Linked DNA regions of Homo sapiens: region 2 is linked to region 1. The links are chromatin loops, found by intact Hi-C in ENCODE. Cell type or tissue: Calu3. All regions are shown on one strand.

Region 1 (8,000 bases):
CTCCCAAAATGCTAGGATAACAGGTGTGAGCCACCTGGCCTAAACTTTGGTTTTGTAAATAACATTTTCAAAGATTTTTTTTCAAATGGTCCTATGAATAGACAAACCAGGCACATGACCTAAGAAGTCCCATCCGCCTTAATATGCGTCTCCACCTGCCAGCCTGCAGCTCGAATTTTCCATCACTTGTGGCACTGGTGGCAGCTTTCTGTCTTTTTTGTTTGTTTTAAGAGGTAATGTTTTCTGAAAAATGTGTCAGTTCCCAGGCGGATTTTTAAAAATTAACCCATTAGCATCATGTCTCTCGATAAGATTAGTTTACTTTCACCTCTCAGACAGAAGACCCTGCAGCAGCAGGTGACAAAGCAAAGAGTGACCAACAAGAGAGAGTGGAGGTGGGTGTGGCTAATTTAGTGGTTCCCAGTGCAGGGTTGCACCAGGCCAAAGCAAGTGAGAAAAATAAGAACGAGGTAGAGATTTTTTTTTTTAATCAAGTAAAATGGGAGCTTTTTATCAAGTTCCCATGTTAAGGGAACAGCTTTTTCTTTCTTTTTTTTTTTTTTTTTTGTTGAGACAGATCTCACCCTGTCTCCCAGACTGGAGTGTAGTGATGTAACCTCTGCTTACTGCAACCTCCACCTCCCAGGTTGAAGCGATTCTCTTGCCTTAGCCACCCGAGTACCTGGGACTATAATTACACTCCACCATGCCCGGCTAACTTTTGTATTTTTAGTAGAGACAGGGTTTCACCCTGTTGGCCAGGCTGGTCTTGAACTCCTGACTTCAAGTAATCCACCCGCCTCGGCTTCCCAAAGTGCTGGGATTACAGTCGTGAGCCACCATGCCCAGCCAGGAACATATTTTATTCTGTGGGCATTTTACTTGCTTTATGGTATCTTAATTTTTCTCTGGAATATGAGGACAGTAGATGAGAGGTCTGCTGTGGTTTGGGGGGTGGGTGATTGTGTTGGTTTGTGTTTGGAGGTGGCCATTGCTCTTATATTGAAAAATATAACTAAGACAGCCCTCTGTTTGTCTTCCTTTTAAGACACATTTATTTTATTGCCCTGTGAAGTTCAAAACATGAAGAACTTTTGGACTAGAGGATCTGCTGGGTTCTTCCAGTCCCCAAATTGTATTCCCTGTGTCCCCCAAGCTCTGGACAGAAGCACAGTGGGAGAAGGGGAGGCACATGGGGGTAGGCGGACAGAAAGAAGAGACAGGTCCCAGTCTGCCATTCCAAGGTAGAAGACCATCTCTCACTGGAACTCACAGCTGATCTCTTCTTTAAGTTTCTATTCTAATGTTAGGTTTGTTTTTTTTTTTTTAGATGGAGTCTTGCTCTGTTGCCCAGGCTGGAGTACAGTGGTGCAATCTTTGCTTACTGTAACCTTCACCTACTAGGTTCAAGCAATTCTCCTGCCTCAGCCACCCAGGTAGCTGGGATTATAGGCACTCAACATCATGCCAAACTAATTTTTGTATTTTTAGTAGAGACGGGGTTTCCCCCAGTTGGCCAGGCTGGCCTTGAACTCCTGACCTCAGGTGATCTACCTGCCTCGGCCTCCCAAAGTGCTGAGATTATAGGCATGAGCCACCGCACCTGGCCTCTATCTTAATTTTTAATGCAATTTTTATATTGCCATAGAAAAAATATAATGAAGATAATTTGTACCAGGAATCACCAAGCTTTTCCCATAAAGAGCCACGTAGTAAATATTTTAGGCTTTGCAAGCCAAGAGGCAAAATGAAGGCTACTATGCAGATACCTATATAACAAGAGAGAAAATAAATATCCACAACATTTGTATTGATGAAATGCAAACTTATGGACATTGAGATTTAAAGTTTATATAATTTTCACATTACAAAATGTTATTTCTCTCTTAATTTTGTTTCAACCATGAAAAATATAAAAACCAGTCTTAGCTCATAGGCCGGATGGAAACAGGCAGAGGGCTGGATTTGTCCTGCAAGCTGCTGTCTGCCAAGTCCTGCATTATACAGCTAATTTCATGAGCTACTATGTTATGTTTTTCACTGGGATTTTACGTCCCATCATGAGGGGCACAGTGATAGGGTGAGAGGGGGAGAAACATACCCCTCCTCCCCCAGTGCCTTGTGGCCAGCAGAGCCCGTCAATAATGAAATACAGGCCGGGCACGCTGGCTCACGCCTGTAATCCCAGCACTTTGGGAGGCCGAGGTGGGTGGATCACTTGAGCTCAGGAGTTTGAGACCAGCCTGGCCAACATGGTGAAACCCCATCTCTACTGGAGAATCATTTGAACCTGGGAGGCAGAGGTTGCAGTCAGCCAATATTGCATCACTGCACTCCAGTCTGGGTGACAGAGCAAGACTCCATCTCAAAAAAAAAAAGAAGAAGAAGAAATGCAACACTGCACCTGAGAATATGACTGACCCTGGGTCAGACTGTCTCACCTGAATTCAGATCCCCACTCCCCATGTTCCTTACTATCCTTAGCCTCTCAAAATCCTAGGTTTCTCATCTATTAGATGGAGCTTATAACAGTACCTCCCTTACAGAATTGTTGTAAGATATAATGAGATAATATGAGACAGCCAGCACTGAAAGTGCTCAAAACATACTGAGATCATTACAGTGCTGATGGAAGTTCATTTCCTCTACCACCATCCTGATCAAGGGATCCCGTGGAGCCTATTTTTCTTACATGAATAGTGAAGTTTTCTCAGTCTTTCTGCATTCAAAACCTTTTAGGGGGTAAAAAGAAAAGAAAAAAAAAGGAACCTGGAGTTAATGATTATAGGTATACTTACCATTCTCTGCATTGCATAAGACGGGCAAAATTTTCTTACCATATTATTTATTCTCAAATGTACCAGAGAGCCCTCACTGCACCGTCTTTGTCAGAGTTAGTAATCTGTATGCTTGCTGTCATCCAGAAAATCAAAAACGGGTGGCTGGCTTACATGTCTAGACTAGTGATGTGTCTCTGGACGGGAGTTGAGGGATAGGAAGTGGCAGCTGCAGTGAGATTTCTTTGATGTCCAAGGGTGGTGACAGCAGCTTCAGGGCGGGGCAGGCGGGGGCATCCCGCAAAGCAGTCCATGGGTGTCATTCTTCTTCACTGGAGGGCATGGTGCCAGGGCACATGGTTGGTTGCTTAAGGCAGACACGGGCAGAGGCGGCCCTGCAGAGGACAGCTCGTGGCGTCTGTCTGGCACGGTTTGGCTATACTTGGTCAGCTCTTCTTTTCACACACAAAAACTTTCCCCTCAGGCTATTGGCTGGGCAGAGGGACTGGCAGGGTCAGTAATCATAATGCAAAATCAACAGACCTGCTCAGTAGGGTGTTAACCAGCTGTGAACGGTGCCAACTCCCCCTGCTATTAAACCAGGCTGGGCTGGGCTGGGCTGCGGGAGAGAGATTGGAGAAAGGCAGGGCAGGCCACGTCTGTTTCACCAGCATGCACAGGAACGAGCATGCTGGCTGTTGACAGTAGAGAGAGAAATAGTCAAGATTATTTGGAAATTATGTTCTGGTCTATTAATAAAAATGCATGTGCATATTTCCTGATCCTTTTAACGAACAATAAAAATGGATGTGTTTAATGAGATCCTTCATGAGTTTTAAGGATAAAAAGATAATTGTTTACAGTGCTAGGGGGATATAAGGAATTGTGAGACACCGTTCCCACCTGCAGTTTAGGGAAAGTGATAAACCCTCAACTCAGGAGCACCTAATGATCCATGTCAAGTCAATGAGTTAGTAACAGCCTACAGTAACAGCCCTCAGTGTATCCTATGAACTCTTCTAAGGGCTTACCTGTGCTAACCAATCTGACCCCATTTCACAGATGTGGAAACCGAGACACCTGAGACTGCCTAGACTCACAGAGGTGAGGTGGCAGAGCTGGGATTTAGACCCAGGAAGTACGTCTCTGGAACTGGTGCCCTTCACCCTGTACCACTTTGCCTCATAAGAGAAAGCGATGTGCAGGTGAGACATGGGTGGCACACGGGCACTGCGAGAATTGAGATCAAGAGAAGAGTGTGAGACCCAATTGATCCGCACTCCTGGAAGGCTTGCTGCCTTTGTGTAATATATTTGATCTGGCACCTTTCTTGGATAAGCATCAAGTACCATTGGGGTCTCTAACCAATATTTTGTTAAATAAAACATTGTAATGTGTCTGTGCTCTTAGGCAAATGATATTTGGTTAATCAACCAATATAGTCAGTGTACTCTAATAATACTATTAACAAATATGAGTTAATTCATTTATTGTTTGTTAGAGATAGATAACAGCAGTCTCTCACCCTTGCTCTTAGATTCAACACCAGTTCTTTGGCACTGGACAAGGGACTTCAAGAGGAAATGTCAGGGAGGAAGGTGGCTAGTGCAGACTGATGGAAGAAAGGATCAAACAATAGTTGTGGATGTCCTTTGGCTTGGAATCTTGAAAAGGAGAAAGGGGAGTCCCCCAGTGACTGAGTCCTTATTGAGTGCAGGGTACCAGGCAGGCTAGTGACAGCATCTCAACTCCTTACAAAAACACTGCAAGGTACATCCTAGTATCTCCCTTGACAGATGGGGGAACCTGGAAGGATTAAGAAATTTCCCGGCCGGGCGCGGTGGCTCACGCCTGTAATCCCAGCACTGTGGGAGGCCAAGGTGAGTGGATCACGAGGTCAGGAGATCGAGACCATCCTGGCTAACAGGGTGACACCCTGTGTCTACTAAAAAAAATACAAAAAATTAGCTGGGCGTGGTGGTGGGCGCCTATAGTCCCAGCTACTCGGGAGACTGAGGCAGGAGAATGGCGTGAACTCGGGAGGTGGAGCTTGCAGTGAGCCGAGACCGTGCCACTGCACTCCAGCCTGGGCAACAGAGCAAGACTCCATCTCAAAAAAAAAAAAAAAAGAAATTTCCCAAAGCTCCAGTTTGTAGCTACAATGCTGGGAGTAGACTCAACATAGATGGGTCCGTATATATTCAGTAGGTCCATACATACATGGCCTGTGATTTCTGGAATTCCAAACCTTTTTGGATTCTCTACAATGAAAGTTTATTTTGCATTTTAAGTAAGGCCGTAAAACAGAAATGCAACTGTGAAAAAGAATGATTTCCACAAGTTTAACTACTTAATATTCAAAAGTGCTAAAACATCATGTAATCTCGGGTCATTTCCTGATGGCAGGAGGGGGTTTAAAAGCCATAATATTATTATTAAGAGCTTTCTGTTCATGACAAATGATTTTGTATTCCATTAAGATATGAGGAAACTATGGGGTAATTTATTGCTGGAAGGAGAAAAATCATAAAAATGTTGCTTAAGAAATATCCATTAGTTATGCTTCCTTAATAGTTAGCCTTTGGCCATCCTGGTTTTTTATGTGATTTAACAGTTGAATAGTAATGAATGGGTTATTACTATTAAAGTAACCATAGTGTTTCAAAAAAATGGGTCCAACAATGTAGATGGATTAAAATCAATGAGAATAAAAATATGGACTCTGTATCTTTTAAATTAAATAATTCATTTGAATTTTTGAATTACTGAAACATTTGCAAATTGAAAATGTATTTAAGAAAAGACAGCATTAGTGAGAGAAATTAATATCATGAGTCTTGAGCTACTGTCATCACCATCCAAAAGTATTCAAGTGCCCCTGTGCTGGGGTCTCTGCAATATCATACAGGCAGGGCTTATTTCTACAGCAGCAGCTGAACAGCAGCCAGAGAGCAGCCCTGACTATAATTTTGAGTTCACACAATCAGGTGCAGCATCTACATGTCAGCAACATTGTCATGTGCTCTGAAGTCCTAGTCAGCTTAATTATGTAGCTGCACAAGCAAGCCACACCTTGCCAATTTAACTGAGAATTAAAGCTGGAATTATTTTGGAGCAGTTCCACTAACGCAGGCATAGAAACACAGCTCTAGACCTGGCTCTGGAGCCTCATCTGCAGGGCAGACCACATGCAAGTAGATGATATGGCAGACATGTATAACTGGTACATGTCTGCCATATCATCTGAGATATGTACAGTCAACAAGAGAGAACAGTCAAGCCTTTCACAATGGCTCTTCATTTATCTGACTGCTGGATGGACCAGAATTCTCCATACCTCTGTGCAATAGCAGCTCAGAGCTGGAGGCGTCCCCCTAGTATACCAGCACATGTCTGCTATACCAATCAGTTTTCTTTTATTTTTTATATTATTTAAACATTTTTTGTGGCCACATAGTAGGTATATCTATTTATGGGGTACATGAGATGTTTTGATACAGGCATGCAATATGAAATAAGCACATCATGGAGAATGGGGCATCCATCCCCTCAAGCATTTATCCCTTGAGTTACAAAGTATCCAATTACCTTTTTTTTTTCTGAAACAGGGTCTCATTCTGTTGCCCAGGCTGGAGTGCAATGGCATGATCTTGGCTCATTGCAATCTCTGCCTCCTGGGTTCAAGCAATCCTCCCATCTCAGCCCTCTGAGTAGCTGAGACTACAGGTGTGCACCACCATGTCCAGCTAAATTTTGTTTTTGTTTTCATTTCTTTGTAGAGATGGGGTTTCTCCATGTTACCCAGGCTGGTCTCGAACTCCGGATCTCAAGTGATCCACCTGCCTTGGCCTCCCAATGTGCTGGGATTATAGGCGTGAACCCTCGTGCCTGGCTGCATTCTTTATTTTAAAATAATTAAGTTATTATTGACTATAATCACCCTACTGTGCTACCAAATAGTCTTATTCATTCTAATTTTTTTTTGTACCCATTAATCATTCCACCTCCCATCCAACCCTTCACTACCCCTCTAAGCTTCTGGTAACCATTCTTCTACTCTTTATGTCCCTGAGTTCAGTTGATTTGATTTTTAGATCCCACACATAAGTGAGAATATACAATGTTTGTCTTTCTGTACCTGGCTTATTTCATTTAACATAGTGATCTCCAGTTCCATCCATGTCGTTGCAAATGACTTGATCTCCTTCTTTTTTGTGGCTGCATAGTACTCCATTGTGTATATGTACCACATTTCCTTTATCCATTCGTCTGTTGATGGACACGTAGATTGCTTCCAAATCTTAGCTATAGTATACTCTGGTTTCTCTTCAGATTGCATAAATCTTTCACCTTTTACCAAATCTTAGCTATTGTAAACAGTGCTACAACAAACATGGGAGTGCAGATATCTCTTTGATACACTGATTTCCTTTCTTTTGAATAGATACCCAATAGTGGGATTGCTGGATCATATGGTAGTGCAATTTTTAGTTTTTTGAGGAACCTCCACACAGTTCTCCATGGTGGTTGTACTAATTTACATTCCCACAAACAGTGTACAAGGGTCCCCTTTTCTCTACTTCCTTTCCAGCATTTGTTATTGACTGTCATTTGGATATAAGCCATTTTAACTGGGGTGAGATGATATCTCGGTGTAGTTTTGATTTGAATTTCTCTGATGATCAATGATTTTGAGCACCTTTTCATATGCCTGTTTGCTATCTGTATGTCTTCTTTTGAGAAATGTCTATTCAAATCTTTTGCCCATTTTTTGACCAGATGGTTTTAAATTAGCCATTTCACTCTAATTCCTGATGGTTGAAATTACTATTTTAACGAAGTAATTTAATTAAATATTAAATAAATAAGTGATTAAATATGAATGCATAAAAAGACATTTGTTTATGTAAAAATAAGGTTGAAAGATTTGATAAAATGAAATTAAGAGAAAAACTATTCAATTACATGTGGCTGAGCTAGCACTTAAAGAGTTAGAGAAAAATATGGATTAATATCCAGAAGGACTCTATAGTCAGATTGTTCCACAAGCATCTTTTATATTTTTTATTGTATTTATTTACTTTTTATGTTTTTGAGACAGAGTCTAGCTCTGTCACCCAGGCTGGAGTGCAGTGGCACAATCTCAGCTAACTACAACCTCAGCCTCCTGGGTTCAAGCAATTCTCATGCCTCAGCCTCCTGAGTAGCTGAGGTTACAGGCAT
Region 2 (8,000 bases), 200 kb before region 1:
TTGCAAAAGGAATTAGGTTTGCACAATCAGCTCAATTATCTCATTGATAAATGTATATTAACTATATGTTAAAATAAAAATATTTAAATATATTATGTTAAATCACATAAAGTATGAAAGTTCACTTGTTTTTACTTGCTAAAATGTGTCTACTATATTTTTAAATTGCACATGTGGCTTGCATTACATTTCTACTGTTCAATTCTGGCCTGGAAGATTATCAAGAGTATTATTAGGGGCTAAAGATGAACTTGTGTTTCTTCCTTTTACTTGTCCAACTTTGACCCAAACTTCAGGACTCTTTGGGGAAATAAGGACATTTTGGAAGGTAGTCACTTTGTTTGCATAGGAAATAGAAATGGCGGCACAGTACCCCAGACCCTCAAGGGTAAGATAACCAAGTTATTCACATATTACTTAACGGAACAACATTCATACCTTTCTGGCCATCTTTTCCATCACATCCTGGAAAGCCTTTGTATCCTGGAGGGCCTGGTGGGCCAGGGGGACCTGGTGGCCCTGGTAGACCACAGTCACCTGGCTCCCCTCTCAGAAGGTCAACACTCCCAGGGAGGCCTGGAGGCCCAGGTGCTCCTGACCACAGAGAAGAGACAAAAATATTCTTTTAGTCAAAGACGAATGTGTATACTGGCTGCTTGACAGCTTCCGAAGAAAAACAATTCAATGACTTGCAAGCAAGGAATAAAGAGAATTAGAAGAATAAGAAAGTCAATGATAACAGAAATGAAATAGAATGAATCATAATACCAAGTTGAGAAATGGTGTAGATAATGGGTTGGTAACTGTTAGACAAAATGAACCCAAGCAAAACCTTCCTTCCCTTCAAAGTCATTCCTGTTGAAAATATCATTTTGGGTTTTTGTTTGCATTGCCATCTTACTGCTTTAATAAGATGGATGGATGGATGGATGGATGGATGGATGGATGGATGGATGGATGGATAGGTGGATAGACGGTTGGATGGATAGATAAGATGGATGGATGGATGGATATGTGGATAGATGGTTGGATGGACAGATGGATGGATGGATGGATGGATGGATGGATAGACTGATGGACAGATAGACAGGCATTTGAGGAAATATGTCTGGTGGGAAAGGAATGTTCACTCGATTAAATTTATAATCCTAATGGAAAACAAGTTCCCACAAATAGGAATAAATTGACCCCAATTATATTCCTACTTAGCTTCTGTACTTCTTAGCGCACTTTTGAGAGCTTTATTATTTTCAGTGTATGATCCCTAAAATCCTAAAGATTCAAAGATGATGGGCATGTGTCTTTATGGAAGAGTTCTAAGAGCTTGTATGAATGCAATTGCCTGCATTTAGCAAGATATCACACGGAGCCACACTCTTCTCCCAACTCCCAACCCAGCTCTAGCCTAAACCTACTTGGTCAGCTTAGTAATGACTTCCAACATCTTTCCTTACCAAAGTTTGTCCCTGTGAAGTGATGAAAGAAACAACATGTACTGTCAGCAGCACATGAAGAGACTGTTTCTTGTGTGCCACAAGCCTGCATCCTGTCACTCTGGGCTAGTGCCAGTGGTTTATGTGACAGTTGCTAGAGACCAACAAGGAGGGTGCGATTCCCACTTGCCACCCACTTCTGAAGACATTTGGTCAGCATCAAGCTGGTGATAAGAAACGCTTGCTTATCAGTTTCTAGCCTGAAGAGACGAGGGTCTAACAGAGCTGAAATTGAAGAGAGGGCCAAGTCCTGGTCCTGGATATGGTCCTGAGAGCCCACCACTACCCAAAGTCCCACCCTAACTGTGTCCCACTTATCGACCTGCCAAGCTGATGGGGGGCTGCTTCAGTGCTTCTATTCTGCCACTCTCTGGTCCCACATTCCTCCAGAGCTGGCAGCATCTAACAAAGGGAGCACTGCCATCCTTTGTCATGATTCTCTCATACCTCTTGGGCCATCAGGACCAGGAGGTCCCTGATCTCCAGGTGGACCCGGGTCAGGAATGTCCTTAGGAGCTCTTCCTGTGGCACCTGCAGGACCAGGTGGTCCTGAACTCCCTAAGAAGAGACATGTTCACATGTTATCCTCATTGCATTTGGAAGGTTTTGGTTTAGTTATTGAAAGAAGGGCAAAGCATGCTACAGCTTACCTGGGGGTCCTGGGGGACCTTTCTTTCCACGAGGACCTGGAGGAGAGATTCCTGGGCTCCCAGGGTCTCCTCTCTCCCCTTTTAGCCCAGGTATTCCCACTGGACCAGGTGGCCCCACATCATGCAAACCTTAATGGGGAAAACAGAATTAATACTATATCTTCTCTTTTCTTGTCCCTGTTATAGTGCCTGAAAAGGAACCACTTCCCAATAGCGGCAGAGGAGTGGCTGGTTCTGCAGACACCAACAACTGGTTGCAGTGGTGATCCAAATGTCTGCACCATTTCTCTCTTAGGACCTATCACACTGGTCAGCCATAAGTTTTATTTCTTTTATAGTTATTTTCCAGATTTTAAAAAACAACAACTTAGAGGCAATACCAACCTCCCACCTCTACAATGGAGAGAGTAAAAACAAATGAGATACAATAAGTAATTATGCATAAGTTGCTTTGAAATTTGAGGTGGAAACTGGCATGATTAGAACTATTGTGGAATTTCACACTGGGAAGGAAGGACATCAGTGTTTTCTTGGAAGGCACACACATTTAATCTATTTGGAGGATCTACTAAATGAATCTTAAGTGACTATATTACTGGATCTTCCAAACTAGAAAGATTTCACCTCTCTCCAACAATAAATTCAAACCTAGCAGCACAATTCCTCTTCCCCAGGGTCACTCAAATTTGCATGTTAGGTTTCAGCTACTTTGTCTGATCATAAGCGGTTTTTCTGAGAAAGTAACGCAACAAATGTGCATTATACTAACAGAACAAGATACACTTGTCAAAGATTAACCTGTTTGCGGTATGAAAATAACAGCAAATTGTGTAGGTAATTTGTTTTAGCAGTGGCCATAAAAGGATGCTATTAGTACTAATTTGACCCATGTGGTCAAACATAGCATTACTATACTTAATACAAAAATTCTAAAATCCCCAGCTATTTACTTGTTAGGATAACATTTTGAAATCTGGCTCAATTGTTCAGAGTACTTTTAGTGGACAGAAAATTCCAAGCAATACCAACAAAAGACACTGTTAACCAACCATTCCTTCTTAAATAGGGTTTTCTCAAATGTCCTTTTCATATGTCATTTTCAGCACTAAAAATAGCTCCAATAGTGTGTCTCTAACCTAAGCCAGTTTTTTTCAGTTTTGCCTCCAAATCTCATGAAGTGCAGAAATACCAGGGAGGGTACCACTTTCTCTCATGAACCATGGACTGAAGCTCAGTCTGTTACGAATCGATTAGGTGCTTACCTGAAGCACCTTTAGTTCCTTTCTGACCTTTCAATCCATGCAAGCCGTTCAGGCCAGGTGATCCGGAGGGACCTGAAAAACACCACAGGCCTGTGACCCAAAGGAAGACCAGCCACCGGTACTCACTCTAGCCACAAACGCAGGCACTGCCCAGCAGAGGGCGCGTTGCTGGGGCCAGCAAACAGCTCTGAGCGTCTGGACTTCATCATCAGGGTGGAAACCCAGGCCCAGGACTATTTAACACATTCATCCGGTAAAGATTTTCTGCCAAGACAGCTTAACACAAACATTTCTTTGGTTTTAAAGTACTGCTGTTGGTTTCTGATCCTATCGTGACCAGATATGGTCTAGAATTACTGAATCTTGGCATAGGAAGTGACCTTTGATTTTATGACAATAAAATCACCCTACATGAGGAAAGAGATCGGATGGGAGCAAATCCAGGCCTCACACCTCCCAGGCTTGGGGTCACTGCACCCTCCTAGGGGCTGCAGGCTCCTGGTTTCTTCAGGATCTACTCATGGAGATGCAGTCAGACGAGAGGACGCATGGCGCCTGTGGCATGCTGGCAAATGCTTGCCCTGCGATGCTCAGGCCTGCATGGCGAGTGTGGCTCCAGCTATTGCTTTGCAGTCACTTCTTTCACAACCATTCTGATGCCTTTCTGCAGAACCTAAGTTTATTTTGCGATGATCACTGAAAACTCCCGTCTGTGTAAACAGACATTACCCCACTGATGCCTGTGCCTTCTCTCAGAACCTTCTGTTTAGTTCTCCAAAGAGCCGTCCACCAGCCTGGCTTGACTGAAGTTGTCACTAAACACTTCCAGTGGAAAATTTTTTTTAAGGTTTTTTATCAACGTATGTTGAGTTGTGTTGAAGTTGTCTGAACGAGAGCCTTTTCAAATGACACTTCTTGATGGCCCTTGGTAAAGTTGGAGGAGGAGAGGCAAGGAAGAAAGCAGGTAAGGAATATTTATCGAGCATCTCCAGGGCACTGAGCCATCTGCTGGGTGCCTTCTCACAAGTCCTGTCCCACTGATGGCTACGAGCACTGAAGCTTCTTCCCAGCCTCTGGTCAAGCCTGGAAAACTTCCTATCTCATCAGTAGATCTTCCACCCAGTAGCTGTTCTTTTTTTTTTTTAATTAATTAATTAATTAATTTATTTATTATACTTTAAGTTTTAGGGTACATGTGCACAATGTGCAGGTTAGTTACATATGTATACATGTGCCATGCTGGTGTGCTGCACCCACTAACTCGTCATCTAGCATTAGGTATATCTCCCAATGCTATCCCTCCTCCCTCCCCCCACCCCACAACAGTCCCCAGAGTGTGATGTTCCCCTTCCTGTGTCCATGTGTTCTCATTGTTCAATTCCCACCTATGAGTGAGAATATGTGGTGTTTGGTTTTTTGTTCTTGCGATAGTTTACTGAGAATGATGATTTCCAATTTCATCCATGTCCCTACAAAGGACATGAACTCATCATTTTTTATGGCTGCATAGTATTCCATGGTGTATAGAGCCTCTCGGTGCACAGCCAGCCTGTTTACTTAGTGTAGGGTCACATCTCTCAAATTTGGGATAAAAATACCATCAGCTTATAAGGTTGAACACAGAAGGTGCCCCTCACCTACCCCCATGATATAGGACCCCCTTGATTGTTGATGTCCACCCCACACTGTGAAACAATCATGTCTTTGGGTGACTGTCTCCCCTGCTCAAGGGTAAATAGGAGTTCAAGACTAGGTCCTATGGATGTGTTCAATAAATGTTTGTTGAGTGACTGAATGAAAAAATATGGAACAAGGTGGATGAGGGAGAAAGCTACAAAAAGGAGCAGGGTAGAATTTTTATTTGTATGCCATATCTTTCTTTAATAGATTTATAGGACAAATATAATTTACAGAAGTTAGAGGTATCAGTTTGCATATAAATAATTCAAGTGCTAATTATTGTCTATTCATTTTAAGCAAGTCCTCTGTGTATTCTTATTAGAAGCTGGCACAGTTAGTTGCTTCCATTCTATTTATCATCAGTACTTGAAACAGACAGTCATTATTCTTTTAAGATCTAGGATTTAGATTGGTTCAAATGAGCCATATTCTCGTGCACCAAAAAAAAAAAAAAAATGGGAATGCATCTTTATTTTCCCCAAATCTCTTATTCCTAACCACTTTTTACAGTTCTGGCTTAGTTTATTCTCCAATCCTCTTTCCTATTTTATGAGCCAACGTTTCAAGTTTGCACCAAAAGAACACACAGACCTTCTTTATCTGCCAAATCTGGGTATTTATTGCAATCTATCTGAAATGATAAATTTTCGGGGGGACCACTTCACTATTTCCACATGTTTTGATCTCCAGCTTTAGTCACCAAGATTGATGGCTTGGGGACTTGGCTGGGGTGGAATGTCTCTGCTTCTGCCAGCTCTCCATTGTCACATCAACACATCCAGATCCTAGGTTGTCACGGTCCCAGCCTCTCGCCATTGTTGAACTGGCCGACCCTTATCTGACCCAATGTTATCGTTCTAAATTGAATGCAGCTACATCTGAGTAGGGTTGTAAGGGTAATTTTTCCTTTTTACTGAAAGCTTTTTATCAATCCCATCTCTAAATCAGAAAGTTGTTCATGCATAAAATATATACAGTGCAGATGAGAGGCAATTAGGCTAACAAAGCACATTTCTGGGTAATGAGGAATTTTTATTCACCTCTCTGGTCATCCTCCTGCTAAACAACCATCATTTAAGGCTGCAGCACACTGCACTTTCAGGCTGGGTGCTCTTTCTCTAGTCAGTGAATGTAACCTCCAATCCAGCTGGAATTGTGGCTCCCATCTTTGTTAGCCAGCGAACTCTTTATGACTGCATTCCCACTCTCAGGCTGTATTTTGTTCTAAAGCCTGAAAACATTACTCGACACACCCAAGAGCTTTTATATGGGCTCATACTTTTAACACATAGGGTGACCAACGTGTCCCTGTTTGCCTGCGACTTCTTCCTGGTTTTAGCACTGAAATTTCTACATCCTGAAATACCCACTCAGGCCCAGGCAAAACGGGACAGCTGCTCACCCTAACTTCAAAGCTGATGGGAAGAGAGATCTTTGTGACTATAAGTAATGGTTGAAAAACCTGGAAGATTCTTATTAACAAAGATTCTGAAATAAGATTTAAATATTTTTTGTATCAGCAAATATGTGAGTGCCCACTAAGGGTGTAAGATATGGTTTCCTAATGCACAGAGTCTGCCCCAAATGTACCTCCTGGCAGGTGCTGTCAAGACGATGCGGGACAAGTCTGTCCCTGACTTGACAGAACAAACAGGCAATTACATCCAGTGTGGTAAGTGCTGTGGGGGAAGGGCAGGAGGAGAGTAATCTAGTAAAAAAAGCGGGGGGAGAATATTTCCATGATGTTCATAGCTCTAAGGGACATGGCATCTCTTTTCTGAGGAAAGCCATTTCCAGATTCTTTTTTCTTATGAAACATTTTACTTGCTACCAGTAAATATGGATACAAAATCCATATTCTTTCCAGTTCTTGTCATGCTACAGGTAATATTCTTTAGGTTTTCATTATTTCAATCTTATATTACTTTCCAACTAGGAACTGGGTGTTCTCCTTTTAAAGGGCATTTGTACTTAAAGTCTAGGAATCAAGCCATTTTATGATGATGATGATGACACTTTAAGTTCTGGGATACATGTACAGAATGTGCAGGTTTTTTACATAGGTATACATGTGCCATGGTGGTTTGCTGCACCCATCAACCCGACATCTGTATTAGGTATTTCTCCTAATGCTATCCCTCCCCTAGCCTCTCACCCACTGACAGGCCCCAGTGTGTGATATTCCTCTCCCTATGTCCATGTGTTCTCATTGTTTAGCTCCCACTTATGAGTGAGAACATGTGGTGTTTGGTTTTCTGTTCCTGTGTTAGTTTGCTGAGAATGATGGTTTTCAGCTTCATCCATGTCCCTGCAAAGGACATGCACTCATCCTTTTTTTATGGCTGCATAGTATTCCATGGTGTACATGTGCCACATTTTCTTTATCCAGTCTATCATTGATGGGCATTTGGGTTGGTTCCAAGTCTTTGCTATTGTGAATAGTGCTGCAATAAACATACATTTGCATAGGTCTTTATAGCAGAATGATTTACAATCATTTGGGTATAAACCCAGTAATGGGATCACTGGGTCAAATGGAATTTCTGGTTCTAGATCCTTGAGGAATCGCCACACTGTCTTCCACAACAGTTGAACTAATTTACACTCCCACCAACAGTGTAAAAGCATTCCTATTTCTCCACATCCTCTCCAGCAACTGTTGTTTCCTGACTTTTTAATGATCTCCATTCTAACTGGCAATGAGATGGTATCTCATTGTGGTTTTGATTTGCATTTCTCTAATGACCACTGATGATGAGCTTTTATTTTCATATGTTTGTTGGCCGCATAAATGTCTTTTTGAGAAGTGTCTGTTTATATCCTTCGCCCACTTTTTGATGGGGTTGTTTCTTTCTTGTAAATTTGTTTGAATTCCTTGTAGATTGTCAGATGGATAGATTGCAAAAATTTTCTCC

The links. Peaks named below come from ENCODE experiments on the same cell type or tissue, not always from the same donor. Only the 100,000 strongest peaks of a DNase experiment are listed, where the experiment ranks them.
Region 2: it touches region 1 in a loop (2.5-fold over the local background); 4 of 110 quality-filtered maps call a loop at or near these places.

The regions. Positions count from the first base shown.
Region 1 is chr2:227,225,161-227,233,160 of GRCh38, forward strand. All of the region lies in intron 1 of COL4A3 (collagen type IV alpha 3 chain), which reads left to right. It overlaps MFF-DT (MFF divergent transcript), which reads right to left. Exons shown (of 14, transcript NR_102371.1): 11 at 3,321-3,472; 12 at 2,610-2,732. Among named protein-coding and RNA genes, the nearest start is that of COL4A3, 65 kb to the left of the region's middle. In Calu3, no CTCF peak of the experiment used is centred here; DNase peaks (open chromatin) are centred at 3,121 and 3,351.
Region 2 is chr2:227,030,005-227,038,004 of GRCh38, forward strand. COL4A4 (collagen type IV alpha 4 chain) reads right to left here. Exons shown (of 48, transcript NM_000092.5): 38 at 3,406-3,477; 39 at 2,144-2,272; 40 at 1,941-2,051; 41 at 439-594. Among named protein-coding and RNA genes, the nearest start is that of COL4A4, 130 kb to the right of the region's middle. In Calu3, a CTCF peak has its summit at 3,546 (motif pointing right); a DNase peak (open chromatin) is centred at 3,567.